2 separate regions of the Homo sapiens genome follow, and region 1 is linked to region 2. A link is a contact called in ENCODE Hi-C or POLR2A ChIA-PET data. All regions are on one chromosome and are shown on one strand. Each heading gives the region's core, a stretch centred on a gene start or an enhancer-like site at or near the end of the contact. The rest is flanking DNA. Distances are from core to core; before and after follow the strand shown. Region 1 has its middle 17 kb from the start of LINC02313. Region 2 has its middle 67 kb from the start of LINC02313.

Region 1 (5,739 bases), core at 1,608-4,107, 50 kb before region 2:
AGGTTCCTACTGACATCAGGAAGTAGAACCAGGCTGGGTGAGTTGGTTCATGCCTGTAATCCCAACAATTTGGGAGGTCAAGGTGAGAGAATCACTTGAGGCCAGGAGTTTGAGACCAGCCTGGGCAACACAGAGAGACCTCTTCTCTTAAAAAGAAAAAAAATTAAATTAGCCAGACATCATGGCATGCACCTTCCAACATTGTGGCCTGCACCTTCCAAGCCCTAGCTACTTGGAAGGCAGAGGCAGGAGGATCACCTGAGCCCAGGAATTAGAGGCTGCAGTGAGCTATGCTCTCACCACTGTACTCTAGCCTGGGCAACACAGCAAGACCCCATGTCTGAAAAAAAAGTAGAACCAGACCCAGTGAACAGAAGTGTAACAGGGTATCTGGTAGGAAGCAACCTGAAATTAAATAGCTGGGTAATGACAGTTACTTTTCTGTCTAAGTGGACACCGATCTTCCCCATTTGGCAAAGAGTCATTAAGGGGCCACTCTTACTCATGATGCTGTGAGATATTTAACACTCTGTTGCCCTGGAGAGGACAGTCTAGTAGAAGTTATATGTGGCCTGACAAAGCCTGCCCCTCCAATACCCCTGTTATGCAGAGCTGGTCTCTGATGAAAGGCTGAACAATTGCAGGGAGGTCAAGGAGCCTCCTAGCAGGAGACATTATTAGAACCTTCCTGATGGGTTAGGATAGACCCCACAAGAAGCCTGGAGGAGAAAAGGACATCAAAAATTCCAAAGGGGAAACTCACCATGAGAAAAGGGACAGTCTAGACTGATGATCCAGTGTTACCAGCAGGATTAAGGGTACAGAGGTGTGAGAAGGCTGGTCCCATGTATCCCATGGCTGAGACTAGAAACTCTTCTGGTTGTGGGTGTGATTTGAGAACAATGACTGAGCACTATGAACTAAAAGAGCTGTAATCTTGAAGTCCAAGTCCTAGGTCCATGAAGAAGACCTAAGTCAGTGAGAGAATCCCTGCAGCAGTGGGGAAGTGGCTGCTGGCCTGTGTAGAGCCAGTTTTCAATATTACCCCACAGGAAGAAGCAGCAATATTGGCAGACCACTTGGACTGCTCAGTTTTTTCTCCGCTTGCTTTTAGAACTGGGACTTAGCCCTTTTGGAATGAATGAAGACCAGAGTGTTCTTGGCAATCTTGGATGTTTAGAAGAGGTGAGAGGCGATAGGGCCTTAAGAGAGAGATACTGGGCTTCCTATTAGTATTATCAGGAAGATGTTCTGGCAACTAATAGGGGAATAAAAGATATATCTATTATTTGTACTCCCCAGGTCATTAAAGTGGGTTATATCATGGGTTATATCAGTTGTATATAACTTAATAAAACTGAAATAAGCTTAATGTTAAGGACTTTCTAAAAATCAGGATTAATAATAATAATAGCAGCTAGTATTTATTTGGTGCTTACTATATGCCAAATTCTACCTCCCTTAGCTCATTCATCATCACAAAACCCTATGAATGTGAAAGCAACACAATAGTACATGGATGAATAAATGGATAAACAAAATATGGCATATATATATATATATATATATATACACACACACACACACACACCACATACAAAGGAATACTATTCAACCTCAAAGAGGAGGGAAATTCTGACATATGCTACAAAATAGATAAACTTGGAAGACATTATGCTAAGTGAAATGAGCCAGTCACAAAAAGACTATATTTTCCATGTATATAAGGCATTTAGAGTATAAAAAATCATAAAGACAGAAAGTAGAATGGTGATTCCCAGTGGCTGGGAGGAGGTAGAAATGGGAGTTATTGTTTAAGAGGTATAGAGTTTCCATGTTACAAGATGAAAAGAGTTACGGAGATGGATGGTGGTAATGATTGCAGAACATTATGAATATATTTAATATTACTAGACTGTTCACTTAAAATTGAGTAAGATGGTACATTTTATACGTATTTTACCACAGTTAAAAAAAAAATGTTAGGGGAAAAAACCGGCTATGAGGTAGCAGTTGTTTCTATCACCATTTTACAGATGAGGAAACTGAGGCAGAAAGAGGCTAAAGTATCTTGTTCAAGGTCACACAGTAGACATGGGTGGAACAAGAATTACATGACAGGGCCTCCTGATCACAGAACCTATTCTTTTACCTCTGTCCTCTTCTCCCTTTCTGTAAAGATGGAGAGATACAATGCCCCATGGGGATGCAGTTGATGGGATTAGAATAGATGGGTGGTTGGACTATAACACCTACAAAATCCATTTCTTTGCTGCAGCACTTCCTTCCAACCTTTAGAATTTGTGTGCTTCATTTAGCTCTACAGAATTACTATCAAAATGAACTGTTTGCTATGGTTGGAAAACAAGCTTAGGAACTACTGCTAAGGAATATAAAGATAAACCACATACTGAGATGCATTCTAAGTCTACAGGTCAAACCTATTACAACAATCTTTAGAGAAACAGCATTTGTTCATCCAACAAATATTTATTACATGCCTTCTATATGTATTGTTCTAGGTGCTTGGTATATAGCAGTGAACTAAATGGACAAAGATCTCTGCTTTTGTGGATTTTACAGTCTTGTGGAGGAGAGAAAATAAACAGTAAACCCAGTAACTCAGTAAATAATATAGTACATTAGGAGGCAATAAGTACTTGATCACAGCTGCAGTTTTAAATTAGGTTGGCAGGGGAGACCTCATTGAAAAGGTGACATCTAAGCAAAAGCTGAAGGTGTCAGAGGCAGCCACGTGTGAAGGAAGAACATTTCAGGCAGAAGAAATATCCAGGGCAAAGGCCTAAGACAAGAGCCTGTGCGGCTGGAGTTGCTACAGGGAGGCCCATGTGACTAGGGCAGAGATGGGGAGGGGGTGAGGAGTGTGAGGTCGGTGCAAGCAGTGAAGGAGGGGTTGATTATACAAGTCTTCCAGGCCACTGTAAAGACCGTGGCTTTACACTGAGTGAGATGGGGAAGCATTGCAGGGTTTTCAGCAGAGAAGTGACATGATCTGACTCACACGGGATATATGAAAACACACCGTATTTAATATTGTTTTGACTTGAAAAGATTCTTTATCACTGAGATCACTGCTCATGAGGAAATGGAGCTTACATCTAAGCAAATGTCATCACTATGTGCTGAGAACCCCACTGATCCTGTGAGTGCAGTGGAAGGAGAAGGAGTTGGGGGAGTTGAGTAAAAACAGTTGTGTCATTTTTTTCAAAGAGCTGCTGGGAGGAATAACTAATAACAATAGCTGTAAAGGTCACTGCAAATATTAAGTGCTATCAAATGCTAACTATTATTTAAAAATAGAAAGCCTGTCATTATTCTTTGGCCCAGGAGTCAGGACCTCTGGCAGCCTGCACGCCTCGGCCAGCCTGTTAATGTTTCAGTGCCTTTAAAGGACTTTCCCATCAGACTATGTTATCTGATGGCTGTGTCTCCCATCTACAGCTATGGTGGGAGGAACTGAGCTATTTACCGCATATACTCTGCAACAAAACACAATCCTGAGGGTAGGGGTTGATGAGCATTTGTTTTTTGTTTTTGCTTTTTTAAAAATCATTAATTCTTAGGCTGCACTTACAAAACTCCCTGAAAGCACTGAACATTTGAATGAATGACATGGGTTTACATGTAAAAAGTTCTTGCAGCGAGTTGTTTACACCAATCTATTGGGTCATGGAAATTTTGCTCAAGATTTGTTTGTGTGGGAATAACACTGAAATACTAGCTTGTCGGAGCCAGCTTTGAAACTAACACAATGAATAGCTATTGTTCTGACAGAATATCCGGCAGCTCATGTCTACATACACTGAAGATGACCTTCCTCTTTAGAAATAGTTCCAATCATTATATATATATTTTAAAGTGTTATTGGTGTACCCAATGTTCTAGGTGCCTGGGGAGAAGGGACATTGTATAAAGATATTTCAGTTTCTCTCCTAAAAGGATTCCACAGCTACTCTATTTGGTAAGTCAGGTTGCCAATATTACACATTCCTGGTATGAAAAGATATGTTACAGAGATAGAAAATAAAGAAAGGAAAAGGTAAGCTTGTCATTTAACACCTATTAAGTACCAGGTTCTATGTTATGATATCATTTCACTTCACCAGCACAACCTAATGAAAACAGATACTGTCCACCATTTTGCAGATGAGGGACTAAGACTTAGATTATGTCACTTGCTAACTTTAGTTAAGTAACACTAATTTAGTAAGTGTCAGAACTGGGATTTGAACTTTGTGCTGTTGATTCTAAATCTGTGCTTTCCCACCACACAGACCTGCGGTCAAGAAGACTGCCACCTAGTGGGTATGACAAGACTTAGGTATAGAAATCATCTGGAGAAAAACACAAGCAGCACATAACCAAATGTTTAATCCACATGACTCCAAGACACCTGGGTTTAATTCTACAAACAAGTACAAAGGCCTACAAAAAGCTAGGCTTTAAGCAGAGTACTTGCAGGGACATTAATGGAGTAGAAGAACTAAAGGAGGTAAAGATTTTTCTATCAATGACATATATGCCTCAGATAATCCAAGATGACTGAGAAGAGAGGTGCAATGTTGTAGGCCCAAGATGACACTGCTCACTTTTTGACGTGCTAGGCCCATTCATTTCTTACACCTAAAATTCCATCGTCTACAAGCCAACAGTCTTGCGTGGTGAGATGTGAATAAGTCCTATGCAGTAAGTCTTCACGCATTAAAGAAAATGAGAATCAGAGGTCACAAAGACAGTTGTAGCATCCATAGATAATGATGAATATAAGTCTAAAATGTGATTGAACACCTGTTAATGTTTTAGGAAATCTTTAGTTCCTAGGATGCCTGTCCTGTTTTTTGTAATCCACTGATATCCACTCTGGGAATGGCAATCGTGCTAGTTACGAAACTATAATCTCTCAGCTCTAAACTTCTATGCTCTGACTTGTGGCTCTGGGCTGGGACTCTCTTGCCTGCTGGCTCCAGAGTAGGCTCTGTCAAGGAGTGCTAGACAGAGACAGTAAGGCTGGAAAAGGAAGAAGGAACCTGCCTTTTTCTGTTTGCTTTCTGGTTGCTTCCTACTTGTCACTGCCTCTGCAGTCTACTTCTTTACCCTGGCAGAGGCAGTTCATTTGGTAGCAACAGTTGATTCTAGTTTGCAGTTTCTCTAATATTCACAAACTTCATAGTGTACAACCCCCACCACCATCCTCCCCATCCCCCAAAGCTTTTTAAGTTTTAATAATTCTGACCTCTTCCCATGTCCCTCTAGTTCTAGGGCTGTCCTTCAGTTACTACCACCATGAATACTGTAATGTACTCTTTGTCTTTTCAGTTCCTCCACACCTAGTTAACAATTCTTTATATTAAATTCTCTCTGTTAAAATAATTGATGTGGTTTCTGTCTGTTGACTGACATATAATTAATTTCACTGTTATTTAAATTAAAGCACATTGGAAAGCTATTTAGTGTATGCTAAGGTCCAACACAAATGTTTGGAATAGGAATATTTAGTTAATCTCCTGCACATAAGGCTGATGGTTCATGTCCAACTGACCATGTCCCTGCCTGGTTTAAGACCTTACAATGACCTCCCCATTCCATAATGGATAAAGTCCAAACTCCTAGCACCAGGCTCTCCATGACAATCTCTGCTCCTCTCCAGACCCATCTGCCTCAACCATGCCTTCTCTGAACCGACCATGCTGTTTTTCATACTCCATACCTTTGCCTAGG
Region 2 (5,937 bases), core at 2,046-4,545:
ATTACTTGCAGAGATGATGATAAGCCTGCAGCAGGTGACAACGAGTGGACTCACCTCCAAGCTCTTCATTTTTTGCATACCTGTGTCCATTGCCATCTCTCTGCCAGATTTCCAGTTTCAATGTTTAGTGCAAATATATGCTTTTTGCACTGACTTCTTGTACTAGTCTTGATTTTCTTCCTATAGCCTTTCTTGAACTTAGTATGTGATTTTAAAATTGGTGAATAATATATGAGCCTGGTTTTAATGTTTAAAGTATGAGGCAGTTCAATAAACAGATGAGGAGATAGATGCTCCTCAATTACATTGATTCATGGCTTTCCAACTGATAACTAGATCAGAGACTTTGGCAACAAAATTCAAGGAATGAGGCATTACATAAATAAATTTTTTCCTTGGCTGAGAAAAATTTACCCCTTGGACTCATTTTCTTCCCTCCATAATAATTGTATGGGGATGGGGACAGACGTTAGGGGACTGGAGCAACTCCACAGCAAGAGGCTACCCTCACGTGTTTGTTCATCTTCCCAAACCACTGTCACCAAGTTCTCCCTAGTGATACAGAGAGCATCATTACACAGTTCCACCTGTGGATAGTCTTCAACAGGTGACCCTTCTTTTTACAATTAAGCAAGCTGAAGTTCTTCATGGCAGAAATATGATTTCTTTTATGATTATGAAAAGTATGATTATTTTCTTCCTTAAACTAATTGTTTTCTTCCTTAAACTAAATTCGGCTTCCTTCTTCCTTCCTTAATAAACTTCTCATTCACCGTGAAATTGAAAACACAGCCTTTTCCTGATGACCAGATGGCCCAGCAAATTTAATCACTTCAAGCACTCCACACTTCCTCTCCACTACCCTCCATCCATGGTGGGGAAATGAAGAAGCAAATTCCTCATTTCTTCCAGATGCCAACCTCTCTTGTGAACTTCCCCCAACCACTATTATAAAAGCCAGATATACATGAGCAATGAAGTTGAAGAAAGAAAATATTTCTTTTTTTTTTTTTTAAGGCAGATTCTCGCTCTGTCGCTCAGGCTGGAGTGCAGTGGTGCGATCTCAGCTCACTGCAAGCTCCGCCTCCTGGGTTCAAGCGATTCTCCTGCCTCAGCCTCTGGAATAGCTGGGACTACAGGTGCGTGCTACCACACCCGGCCAATTTTTTGTATTTTTAGCAGAGACGGAGTTTCACCGTGTTAGCCAGGATGGTCTCCATCTCCTGACCTCATGATCCTCCTGCCTCGGCCTCCCAAAGTGTTGGGATTACAGGCGTGAGCCACTGTGCCCGGCCGGCCTAAGTATTTCTTTAAAGCTATAAAATAAAACAAATCTTCCAAATGAGGGAAATGGTAAATAAATAAAATAAGTCAAAATTATATTCTTGATTAATGTTTAATTCAACAAGAATGCCACTCAAATTCATTCTAATTTATCTGGAATACTTGTTTGAATTAAAATGTCCTTTCAAATTCATATCTAGTACTCCAGAAAGTAAAGCAAATAAATTTTGATGGATAATGTAGGGCAATGAGTATAGAGTCTTCCCCACATCAATTGATATCCACTTAATACTGTGGGCTCTTCCAGCTAATAAAGGCTTGTCCTGACTTCCTGAATATGTTTTCCTTTGATGGTCTTACCTAGGCAAATTTATTGAAGTTTCCAAACCTGTTTGTTCCACCTGGAAAAAATGAGGCCTTTCGACTTATGAAAAAATATGGGGAAAGAAGTCATGTTGGTAAAGTATTTTCAAGCACAAATAAATTAACTACACAAAGAGGAAATTATTCCCATAATTTGTTCTCGCATATCATCAGGAAATCAATCCCCTCCCCTTTCTCAAACCAATTTTGGAGATGGTGACTAATCTTATTTACATGGGGACTGATAACTCCTTCATTTACTGCTTAAATAACAGCATGCTAGAGTGGCTATGAACTGTTAAGGAAAATTGGTTTGCAATAAGGATCTTTATTAACAGAGTTGTTCAGTGAAACCAAAACTGAAGTGGCAGCATCTATTCTGCATTTGGAAAAGATGCTATTAGAAAATGCACAAGCGGCGAGGGGCAGTGGCTCACATCTATAATCCCAGCACTTTGGGAGGCCATGGGGGGGCCCATCGCTTGAACTCACGAGTTCGAGACCAGCCTGGGCAACATGGTGAAACCCAGTCTCTACAAAAAATACAAAAAATAGTCAGGTATGGTAGTACACGCCTATAGTTCCAGCTACTAGGGAGGCTGAGGTGGGAGAATAGCTTGAGCCTGGGAGGCAGAGGTTGCAGTGAGACCTTGTCTCAAAAAATAGAAGAAAGAAAATGCACAAGCAAGTCACATACACACTTGTTTCTAAAAGCTGAAGACACTAAAGCATTCTAAAAAGCATGGCAATAAATCCATCATTCAGAAACAAAAGTGGATTATACAGGTTCCAGCCTAAATGTTTACATGGCATATTTTCCCATCCTTTCAATACTCATTTTATAAAAAGAAATTTGACTAAAGAGTTCCTGTGTCCAACCCTTTTCTAATAATAAATGGTTATTATGAATCTTCATTTTGATAATTCACTGTAAACCGTTATTAATCAGAAGCCTCAGATAGATATAAAAAGATTGTTTCTATGAAAATTCCTCACCACAAAAGACAAGAAATCTTTCAGATTCAACAGAAAACAATTACTATACTTGCTAATTCAAGACGGTAAAAGCTTTCCTCACCATAAAAAGACACATAAGCTAATAAATGGTTTTCATACTTTTGTTTATTGGTGACTTTATGCACAGTATTTATAAAAACTGGTCAGTGTAGAGGGAGACTAAATAATGCTGTTTCAGGCAACAATCTTGAACGCTAGCAACTTGACAAAGGAGAGAAATTCAGAGAAATGTTTTGTCCCTCCTCCACAGAACACATCAAACCTGGACTTCCAACTCGAGGGCCACAGAATATTGACTGTAAACCTTTCTAGTCAGTAAGGGAAACACTGCCTTGGTGCAAGAAGTAAACATCGCCCAATATTCCCCAGAAATTCTTCAGCAAGCAAAACAGTGTACAATAGGAAAAAAAATAATGCAGATTTTAGTTCCTAAAATAAACTTTATGCAATCACAGGAAGCATTTAGATCCTTTTCCCCTCTCTTGCAGGAAAATGAAACAATCTCTGGGCCACAGGAAATAACACAAGTTTTAGAAAATCCCCGTGGGAAGACAGAAAAAAACTTCAAGTGGATCTCTGAGTCCCATAAATGACGTAAAGAAAAACAGATGTTCAAAGGCTCAGTACTCCAACAAGAAGTAATCGATTTGTACCGGTGAGAGTGACGACTCCCTCCTAAGCTCGTGGAAACAGGACAGCAGAAAGCCACACACACTACAGTCAATATGTCTCCGTACAACTAGCTCCTGCTCTTATTTTGGCAAAAAGAACAACTGCAAGAAGAGTGACAGCAAAAAGTGCTGAAGAAAGGAGGGATGAGGGGTGGGAAAGAAGAAAAGTTGGACAGGACTCATGTTAGGGTGCCAGCAGTTTCTGCTGAAAATTAGCAACCACATGGGCATGGCAATATCGACGGCACAGCTTAAGAAAAGTCCCCAATCCAATACTATACGTATGTAAAAATGCACAGCATAATGTAATTGGGACGAAGAAAAAGTTTATAGCATGCTACAGTCTGAATGTGTCCTCCCAAGATTAACACTCCAATGTGGTATTAAGAGGAGGGGCCTTAGGGAGACGATTAGTTCATGAGAGCTCCACCCTCATAAATGAGATTAGTGCCTTTATAAAAGAGGCCTGAGGAAGCTCGGTCACCCCCTTCGCCTTCTGCCATGTGGGAATGCAGCAAGAAGACACCATCTTGAAGCAGAGAAAATAAGCCCTCATGAGACACTAAATCTGCTGGCATCCCGATCTTGGACTTCTCAGCCTCCAGAACTGTGAGAAGGAAATTTCTGTCGTTTATAAATTACCCAGTCTATAGTATTTTGTTATAGCAGCCTGAATGAACTAAAATATAGTATTTTCATTAAACTTAATTATAGATGACAAGAGAATAAATCTTATAATATCTACTTTCTGCCTTAAAAGTACTTTTACTTAAAACATCCAGTTAGAAGGGTATTTTTTGGCATTGCTAGTTAGGAAACATTAGGAGGCAAACACTTTTATATTCCCACCAAAGACAGAAATTATGCTTTTCTCAAGATGAAAGGTCAAAAAGTAGTTTATGTGGAGTAAATCTGGACGAATTTCAGATTTTGAAGAGATTTCTCCTGGTTTTGATACAAACGGAGATTCCACAAGCCCTTTTGAAGACATTATGACTACACCTTGAACAGATCATTAATAAAAAAAATACATTGCATTTAATAGATTAGATATGTGGCTTTATATTATGTAATTGTGCAGACTGAACTGTTTAACCATTTAAGGCATTAAAATATATATATAACATCCGTATGCTCTACCTTGCAGCCCCACAGCCATCACCCTTTCTCAGATCCTTGTTCCCTCAGAGCTGAATCCTGTGATGATTTACTAGCGGTTCTTCCTGGTTTTGTTACTGAACGACACTCCTTTGGCCCAGCCCAACCCCACCACCTTGCAGGTACCACCTCATTTCCTACATATGGTTTCTATAATTCATACTCAGAGTCAAGAACTTATGACTGCCGGTTTCTTGGTAACCTTACAGAGACAGCTGGTGTATGCACACACAAATATATGTGTATGTGCACGTTTTAATGTAAATGGTAGCATTCCACACACATTTTTTTCTCTTAACAATATGTAACCCAGTGATCGTTCCATTTCAGAATGTTGGAAGCTGTTTATTGTTTTTTAATAGCTGCATTATACTCCACTGTATGGATGCTCCATAATTAATAAATAACAAGCCTCTGCAGAAGAGAAATGGGTGGTTGAATGAGGAGGGTGTACATATTTCTCCAAATGATATTTTTGTTATATTTCATACATACGAAAGAATACATACAAGTGAGTTAAAAAACAAACAATACCCACGACTCCCACCCACCCTCCCAACTTAAAAAAAGTCTAGTTTACCAACACCATATCTACCCTTGTGTTCCTTTCCAGCCCACGCCCCTGTCTCATGCCCTAGAAGTAACTGTTATCTGATTTTAATATTTGTCATTCCCATAGGTTTAAAAATTTTTTTAATCACATATACATGGCTAACCCATATATTAGGTGGTTTTTCTTATTTTTGAGCTTTATAAAATGGTCTTCTGAAACATGCAATTTTCACGTATCATATTTCTAAGATTCATCAATTTTTAAAAAGAGCTGTCGTTCATTATCACTGGCTGTATAATATTCTGTGTGACTATATTACAATGAATTTATCCATTCTCCTGTCACCTGATGTCTTAGTCTGTTCGGCTGCTACCCGAACAGATACCACAGACTGGGTAGTTTGTAAATAACAGAAATTTATTTCTCAAAGTTCTGGAGGCTGGGAAGTCCAAGATTACAGTGTCTGGTGAGGGCCACTTCACAGATGGCTGTCTTCCACTATAACTTCGCATGGTAGAAACGAGGGATTAGCTAGCTCTCTGGGGTTCCTTTCATAAGGGCACTGATACCAATCATGAGGGCTCCATTATTTTGACCTAAACACCTCTCAAAAGTCCCCACCTCCTGATACTATCACCTTGGGGGTTAGGATTTCAGCATATGAATTTTAAGGGGACAAAAACATTCTAACCATGGCACCAGACAAATGGGTTACTTGCAGGTTTTTGCTACTCTGAACAGTGTCACTATGAACATTCTTATATATGTCTTCTGGGACACATGTGCAAGAAATTTTCCAGGAAATACCCAGAAGTACAGTAAGTTATGTGACTTGAATATTATAACAAAGTGTTCCCCAAAATGACTGTGCCACTTTACCACTCCTTTTAG

The links. A loop is a pair of places that touch in the nucleus more often than their neighbours do. ChIA-PET counts read pairs that join two places held with the same protein, here RNA polymerase II (POLR2A). Pooled maps may share reads with other maps.
Region 1: a loop to region 2 is called in a map of endothelial cell of umbilical vein, with 5 times the contacts of the local background. The contact joins two enhancer-like sites. A Hi-C loop is called at or near these places in 6 of 168 maps with a recorded cell type or tissue (PC-3, endothelial cell of umbilical vein, heart left ventricle and 2 more) and 5 of 50 pooled maps. POLR2A ChIA-PET finds 5 or more read pairs at or near these places in 2 of 52 experiments (AG04449 and HEK293).

Annotation. Positions count from the first base shown.
Region 1 is chr14:31,924,826-31,930,564 of GRCh38, reverse strand. No RefSeq gene overlaps it. Among named protein-coding and RNA genes, the nearest start is that of LINC02313, 17 kb to the left of the region's middle. Within about 2 kb of position 2,857, at least 11 of the 41 ENCODE cell types and tissues checked have a DNase peak (open chromatin) inside an H3K27ac peak, as active enhancers do; they include endothelial cell of umbilical vein, where a contact is called at or near this core.
Region 2 is chr14:31,874,794-31,880,730 of GRCh38, reverse strand. No RefSeq gene overlaps it. Among named protein-coding and RNA genes, the nearest start is that of LINC02313, 67 kb to the left of the region's middle. Within about 2 kb of position 3,295, at least 2 of the 41 ENCODE cell types and tissues checked have a DNase peak (open chromatin) inside an H3K27ac peak, as active enhancers do; they include endothelial cell of umbilical vein, where a contact is called at or near this core.